Regions from separate parts of the Mus musculus genome. Here regions 1 and 2 are each linked to region 3. A link is a loop called in an ENCODE intact Hi-C map of the cell type or tissue named here. Cell type or tissue: heart. All regions are shown on one strand.

Evidence for each region. Peaks named below come from ENCODE experiments on the same cell type or tissue, not always from the same donor. Only the 100,000 strongest peaks of a DNase experiment are listed, where the experiment ranks them.
Region 1: it touches region 3 in a loop (2.5-fold over the local background); 4 of 42 quality-filtered maps call a loop at or near these places.
Region 2: it touches region 3 in a loop (2.5-fold over the local background); 5 of 42 quality-filtered maps call a loop at or near these places.

Annotation. Positions count from the first base shown.
Region 1 is chr10:127,310,216-127,312,715 of GRCm38, reverse strand. Mars1 (methionine-tRNA synthetase 1) reads left to right here and starts at 930. Exons shown (of 21, transcript NM_001003913.2): 1 at 930-1,195; 2 at 2,182-2,272; 3 at 2,418-2,496. The coding sequence starts at 1,087. In heart, no CTCF peak of the experiment used is centred here; DNase peaks (open chromatin) are centred at 235 and 1,025; H3K4me3 peaks cover 1,927 bases; H3K27ac peaks cover 1,561 bases.
Region 2 is chr10:127,337,597-127,340,096 of GRCm38, reverse strand. Gli1 (GLI-Kruppel family member GLI1) reads left to right here. Exons shown (of 13, transcript NM_010296.2): 3 at 1,551-1,676; 4 at 1,933-2,025. The coding sequence starts at 1,577. Among named protein-coding and RNA genes, the nearest start is that of Gli1, 2.7 kb to the left of the region's middle. In heart, a CTCF peak has its summit at 1,076 (motif pointing left); DNase peaks (open chromatin) are centred at 686 and 1,076; H3K4me3 peaks cover 1,120 bases; H3K27ac peaks cover 818 bases; H3K27me3 peaks cover 1,298 bases.
Region 3 is chr10:127,122,622-127,125,121 of GRCm38, reverse strand. No RefSeq gene overlaps it. Among named protein-coding and RNA genes, the nearest start is that of Os9, 2.7 kb to the right of the region's middle. In heart, a CTCF peak has its summit at 1,451 (motif pointing left); a DNase peak (open chromatin) is centred at 1,451; H3K4me3 peaks cover 1,052 bases.

The DNA.
Region 1 (2,500 bases), 190 kb before region 3:
AAAACAAAACAAAAACCACACACTTTTTTTTTTTGAGACTAGGTTTATAAAGACCAGGATAGCTTTGAACTCAAAGAGATCCAACTGCCTTCGCCTTCTGAGTCCTGGAATTAAGGGAGTGTCCCACCACACCCAACTCCTTTTTCTTTTATTTGTAAGGGGTTTCGAGTGCAGGGAGGTCTCTGCACCACATGCATGCAGTAATCATGAAGACCAGAAGAGGGCGCATGATTCCCCTAGGACTCAAGTTACAGACAACTGTCAACCATGCAAATGGGTCAAAGGAGAGTCCAGGAAAAGGACAGCCTGGCCTGTGTTCTCCGCTGAGCCATCTTTCCAGGCTTCCTCACTGATTTACTGACAGATCCCTAGTAGCTTAGGCTGGCTTGCAATAGAGGATAACGTCGAATTTATGATAATTTTATCACCACCTCTTCAACGCTGGGATTACAGGAGTGGACACACCACCACACAGTGTTGTGTACCGGGGGTGAACCCAGCGGTTTGCACATGCTAAGCAAACGCTTACTAACTAAACTACATTCCCAATTCCTAAGTAATAAAGGTTCGCGAGCCACATCCTTTGTGGCTGATGGACAGCCACATTAATTTCCACGTTGACACTAAAGTTTGCTCACAGTTCCCCAACTGATTTTTAATCTTGTAGCTAAATGCATCGCCACGCTCTCGGACTACCCGCACACAAACCAATTAAAAACTCCGATCCTTAACAACTTGAATCGGCGCGTGCGATACCACTTCAACGACCAGTAAGGAATCAGAAAATGCCACCCATCGCGTCGTCTCCATCGGATCGCTTTACAGCGGCCGACTTCAACAGTTCAAAGGACCCTCTCGGAGCCGGCCGACCCAGAGTGCCACGCTAGCCCGCACCGTCAACTTCCGGGTCTCGTTGGTAACCATTTCCTGTTTCGTAATGGTGCGTGATGGGATGAGTAGTCGGCTTTCCTGGAGCCTACCGCGAGCGTCCGGCCGACACAGAACTCCATTTCCCGACGTGCCTTGCAGCTTAACCCAGGAGCGGGAGGCCGGTTCCGATTGCATCAGCGTGGGCTCCGAGGCACGATGAGACTGTTCGTGAGCGAGGGTTCCCCGGGGAGCCTGCCCGTGCTGGCTGCGGCCGCGAGGGCCCGGGGTCGGGCGGAGCTGCTCATCAGCACCGTAGGCCCCGAAGGTACTGGAGTGGCTGCCGGTGGGCGGCGGGTGAGGGGTGTTCATCTCACAGTTGTTTGCCAGGCTCCAGTGCCCGTTCCCCAATCGACTCAACGTTAACTTTAGTCACGCCAACCTTTGTTTCCGTAACCCTTCTGAAGTTAGTTCCCTTAGTTACCCTCACTGTACTCTTCAAACCTCGTTTTAAGTCTCCCCTCTGGTTAGTTTTCCAGGACCCACCTATCATGGCAACTCCCTCTCAGCCCGGTCACTCTCGCGATCACCTCCAACCTCCCGTGTCGTTTTGGGGAAGCCCCTTTCTCCTTCCAGGACCTCAGTACAGACATGTGCACACTCAGTCCTTGAAGTTTATTGCGTATTCCCAGACAACTTTTTTGGGTGACTTTCTAAGAGTTGTCTGGTCAGATCCTCCCTGACAGCTTGACTGCAGCACTATTCTATACCTCTCTGTAGACTCTACCTCTTGTTTGCAGTTGGCAGTCTCAACTGAACACTAGCTGGCCCCTCTAGCATATTCCACCACCACCCCTCCCCGGTTAGTGTTCTTACCTTCGAAACTGTAGATTGAAAACCCAGGCCTCCAGCACACAATGTGACGTCAAATCATTTCTTTTAAGATTTACTTATTTATTTAATGTATATATGAGTACACCGTAGCTGTACTGATGGTTGTGAGCCATCATGTGGTTGCTGGGAATTTGAATTCAGGACTTCTGCTGGCTCCTGTCAACCCCGCTTGCTCTGGTCAACCCCGCTTGCTCAGGCTGCGCCCCGCCTTATATCTAAGTACACTGCAGCTATCTTCAGATTTACTGGAGGAGGGTGTCAGATCTCATTACGGGTGGTTGTGAGCCACCATGTGGTTGCTGGAAATTGAACTCAGGACCTTCGGAAGGGCAGTCAGTGCTCTTTAACAGCCGAGCCATCTCTCCAGCCTCCTCATTTATTTTCTTACCCCTGATTTTCACCCATTTTCCTCTGTCTCAGAGTGTGTGGTACCATTCCTTACCCGGCCTAAGGTCCCTGTCTTGCAGCTGGATAGTGGCAACTACCTCTTCTCTGCTAGTGCAATCTGCCGGTCAGTATTGGTTCTTGGTGTGGGGAGGTGCCCAAATCAGGGTGAATCACTAATCTTTCTGTGACCTTATTTGCAAATACTGTTCTACTGTGGGTTCATCCATGAACTAGACAGATGCTTCAACTTACTTTCTCTCCCTGGGCAGATATTTTTTTCTGTTATGTGGCTGGGAACAAGATGATCTCACCAACCAGTGGCTGGAATGGGAGGCAACAGAACTGCAGGTGA
Region 2 (2,500 bases), 210 kb before region 3:
GGAAGCTGAGCCGTCTGCAGCCAGAGCCTGCGGCGGCGACTTGGGTGGGCCGAGAAGGCACGGGGGCGGGGAAGGCGGGACCGGGAAAAGGGGGTGGGGCCGACTCCAGGGAGTTGGGGAGAAGGGGTACGTACGTAGAGGACTCTAGAAAATAGACTGCGAAGATGATTCGGGTCTTTGGTAGGCTAATTCTCATGCTCCCATCCAGCCCAGAAAACCTTTACTGAAACTGGAAAAGTTAGTAGTATGAAGAGGGAGGCGTGAGTGTAGGCGGTGGCTCTCGGTGAAGGGGGCTGTCGCCCCGTTTTTATCCTGTCTCTTGGAGCTCTCGGGCAATGGAACAGGAAGAGTGACAACTTTGAGGGAACTTCTAGTGTCTGGGGGTCCTTTACAAGTCCTTCCCTTCCCTTGAATGAGTCACAGAGGAGAGAGGCGGGAGATGTGCCCCCTCATCCAGCTGCCAGCCAGCTGTGCCCCCCACCCCCACGTTAGTGCCAATGTCGAGCTGGGAGGTCTTGGATGCGGGATTCGGGTCTCGGCTGGAAAAGGAGGAGTTAGCAAAGGTAGCCCGGGCTACAGCACTTTGGCTGGGTCGTAGGGTCCGGGTTCCGTTCCCCATTTTACCCCGCCCTCACCCTAAATCCCAGCATCCCGGGATCACCCACCGCGCCGGCCGGCCCGCTCCCAGTGGTTCTCCACCCCACCCCGCCCCACCCCACCCTCCGTTCCCGGAAGGCTGAAAAACCTGGAGTGGAGTAAAAACTTGTTGAGGGAAAGCGGACCTCGCATCAGCTCCTCTCTCTCTAGCCTTGAGGACTTCGTTTTCTCATTCCCATTAAGACTTTCCTGACAGCCCCTTCCCGATTTCCCCCAAAACCAAACGGGATAGGTAAACCCAGAGTTAAACCGCCTCAGAATGACTTTAGCTCTCATCCTTTTTACTCAAAAGTCGGGGAGACGCTCTGCTCTGAAGTCTTATTCCCTCCCACACATAGTTCTCTGTCTGAGGACAGATCATTTGTGTTCTCTTCTGGCCCTACCAGTCTATCTGGACTGAAACGAGGTCTCCCTCTAGTGGACACTGGAGAGATTGCTCATGAGCTCTGCTCTTGGGCATGAGCCGGCAGCCCTGGGCATGAAGTCAGACCTTCCGTGTGTTCCACCATCACACACCTCAAAGCTGGCCCATGGCCAGAACAAGAAATGGTAGAGGGAAAAGAAAAAAGAAAAGCAAGTAGAGAGAGCTCATGGCATTAAAAATCACCTAGGACTTGTGTTGGATCAGTTAGTCCCTAACATTCCCTTGTACATACAGAGACTGTGGATCCCCAAGACTGAACGGCTGCTTCTGCCCACTCTTTGGGATGTTTCTTCTTAAGGAAGCTGAAAAACGTTATTGATTTCCATGACCAGTTTCTGAGATGAGGGTTAGAGGCACAAGGGACATGCTGGCGGGCGGGGGGGGGGGGGGATCTGTGCCTGAAACTGTCATTTATCTTCTCTGTTTCGTTCCATCTTTATAACTGGCAGATCTACATTCCTTTCCACAGGTCCCCTCATCCTTCCCTGAGACGCCATGTTCAATCCAATGACTCCACCACAAGTCAATAGCTATAGTGAGCCATGCTGTCTCCGACCCCTCCACAGCCAAGGAGTCCCCAGCATGGGAACAGAAGGTGAATACATTTACCAGTCCCTGGGCCTTGAGGACTTGGCAGTCGTCTCACCTAGCGCCAGGATCCTCTCAACTCCATCCCTAGCGCATTCTAGTTTCCTATCTACAGGAGGATTTACACACACACACACACACACACACACACACACACACCACCATGTATGTTTAGAGTTTGGGATCATATCTTATGTTGGGTCTTAAGGTAAGCCCTGTATTCCCCATTCAAAGACCTGGCTCCAGCTGTCTCTCTTTTCTAGGACTTTCTGGTCTGCCCTTTTGCCACCAAGCCAACTTTATGTCAGGGTCCCAGGGTTATGGAGCAGCCAGAGAGACCAGCAGCTGCACTGAAGGTGAGCACTGGGGCAATCCCCCCTGCCCCTGCCCGTCTGGGACTTGCTCTGCAGGAGAAGGTGGGGAAGCTAGGGCCAAACTCAAGGTAAGAAACATCCAGAGACAAAGGCAACCAGGGGACAATCAATCAAGAGGCTCTAGGCAGAGCAAGGCAAAAGCAGCAAGGTTTTTGAGCGAGGCCCCACCCACCAAGTGCAGGGATACAATGTACCTTTACAGTATCTTTCCCCCCCATTGTAATTTTATTTTTGTAACAATGTATATGTCTGTGTGAGGCTGTGCAGGTCCTGGCGCCCTCCCTGAGGCCCAGGGTGTGGGACCATCCCTGGAGATGGAGTTACAGGAAGTAGTGAACTGCTTGATGTGGGTACTAGAAATCATACTCAGATTCTTTGAAGGAACGGCAAGTGCTCTTAACCACAGAACCATCTCTCCAGCCCCCTTTACTACATCTTAACTCCTGTCTCCTGCCCT
Region 3 (2,500 bases):
TTCATGTCCATGTGCATGTATGTGCATGTATGCCTGTGCTGGTACCTTTTGGGGCCAGAGGTTAGCATTTGCTCTTGTTCCTCTAGCCAGCTTCGGTGGGGTTTTGTTTTGGTCAGGGTCTCACTGCCTAGCATCACCTAGTAGATGGAGGAGGTTGGCTGGCCGGAGGGCCCAGGCATGCTGTCTCTACCTCCCCAGTGCTAGCATTGCAAGCATGAGTGTTGCCGGTGACCTGCTGGGATTACCCAGCTTCTGGGGATCGACACAGGCCCTATCTAGGATAACTTTACTGACTGGGCTATCTCTCCAGCCCTGGAGCTCCTTTTAAATATCTTTTTTTTTTCTTTTTGTTTGTTTGTTTTTGAGACAGGGTCTATGAATCCAAGGCTTGCTCCTCCAACTGATAGATGTGCCTGCCTCTGCCATCTGAGCACTAAAATGAACTTCCTGGCACTATGCCTGCCTGTATTCTTCTTCCTGAGACAGGGTTTCTCTGTGTAGCCCTGGCTGTCCTGGAACTTGTTGTATAGACCGGGCTGGCCTCGAACTCACAGAACATCCACCTGCTGCTGCTTTTGTTGTGCCAAGAGTAAAGGTGTGCACCACCACACCTGGAGTAAATTTTTTAGAGGTTTATTTATTTATATGAGTACACCATTGCTCTCTTCAGACACACCAGAAGAGGGCATCAGATCCTGTTATAGATGGTTGTGAGCCACCATGCAGTTGGTTGCTGGGAATTGAACTCAGGACCTCTGGAAGAGCAGTCAGTGTTCTTAACCACTGAGCCATCTCTCCAGCCCCTCTGTTGAGTTTTTATTTTCTTCCATTATAGTTTAGCTTTCTAAGAACTCCTTTTGTTTATTTGAATGGTAGTTGCACACACACACACACACACACACACACACATAATTTTTTCTTTTAAAGGTCTGGGGAGATGGCTCAGTGATTCTGGCTGCTCTTCCAGAGGTCCTGAGTTTAATTCCCAGCAACCACATGGTGGCTCACAACCATGTATAACCATCTATAATTGGATCTGATGCCCTCTTCTGTTATACATGCAAATAGAGCACTCATATGTATAAAATAAATAAATATTTAAAAAAAATAGCTTGGGGGTGCTGCTGGAGAGATGGCTAGGAGGTTAAGAGCACTGGCTGCTCCTCCAGAGGTCTTGAGTTCAAATCCCAGCAACCACATGGTGGCTTATAAATATCGATAATGAGATCTGATGCCTTCTTCTGGTGCATCTGAAGACGGCTACAGTGTACTTACATATAATAAATGAATAAATCTTCTTAAAATATATATACTTTTGGGGCTGGAGAGATAGCTCATCAGTTAAGGGTACACACTGCTCTTCCAGGGAAGCTGGGTTTGGCTCCCCAGCACTGAGGTTTGGCTTTTCAGTTTACTGTGACTCCAGCTCTAAGGAATTCAGCGCCCTCTTCTGGCTTCCTTGGGCACAACACATACATGCAAATTAATAAACAATAAGAAAAACACAGCATTCTAATTACAGTGCTTGAGGGTGGAGCAGGATAATGACTTCTAGGTCTCCTGAGCTAAGTGCCACCCTGCCTGAAATGGGGATGTATTTCAGTGTTGCACATTCGCCAGGTATGGCTCCACATAGAGCCCTGGATTTGACTCACTGAAGGTTTCAGCCGTGCAGTGCGCTCTTTTCAGACGCACTGGATTATTCCACCGAGGACACTTAAGCCATTTTCCTGCTTGGCAATCTGTTTGCTCTAATTTGCTTTTTTTTTTTTTTTAATTTGAATAAGAGGGGTGTGCTCGTGTACGTCCATACGTGAGTGTTTGTGACATATCGAGGCCAGAGATCGGCACGGGCGTCTCCCTCTATTGCTCCCTACCTTTGTTTTTGAGACAGGGTTTTTGGTTGACGCTGGAGCATGCCAATTTGCCAATTTGGCTAGACTGGCTGGCCAAGAAGCCCCCAGGATCTGCCTATTCTGTTTGTCTTAGGGTTGTTATTGCTGTGATAAAACACCAGGATCAAAAGCAAGTTAAGGAAGGACATTTATTTGGCTTATGCTTCCACGCCACTGTTCATCACTGAAGGAAGTCAGACAGGGGAGGAACCTGGAGGCAGTAGCTGATGCAGAGACCATGCTGGGTTGCTGCTTACTGGCTTGCTCAGCCTGCTTTCTTATAGAATCCTGGCCCATCCGCCCAGGGATGGCTCCACCCACCATGGGCTGGGCTACATTCACTAATCAAGAAAATGTCCTATGGGCTGGACTACAGCCTGATCTTGTGGAGGCATTTTCTCAGCGGAGCACCTTTCTCTCAGATGACTCTAGCTTGTGTCACACTGACATAAAACTGCCCTGATGAGTTGAAATGACAGATTGTCGGCTGAGCTAGATTTTTCTATGAACTCAGGCCTACACCAAAACACTTTTCCATCTACCCCTGCCTCTTCCACCCCAGGCATCTCTCTAGCCTCCAATTTGCTTTTTCCTTTCTGACTTGC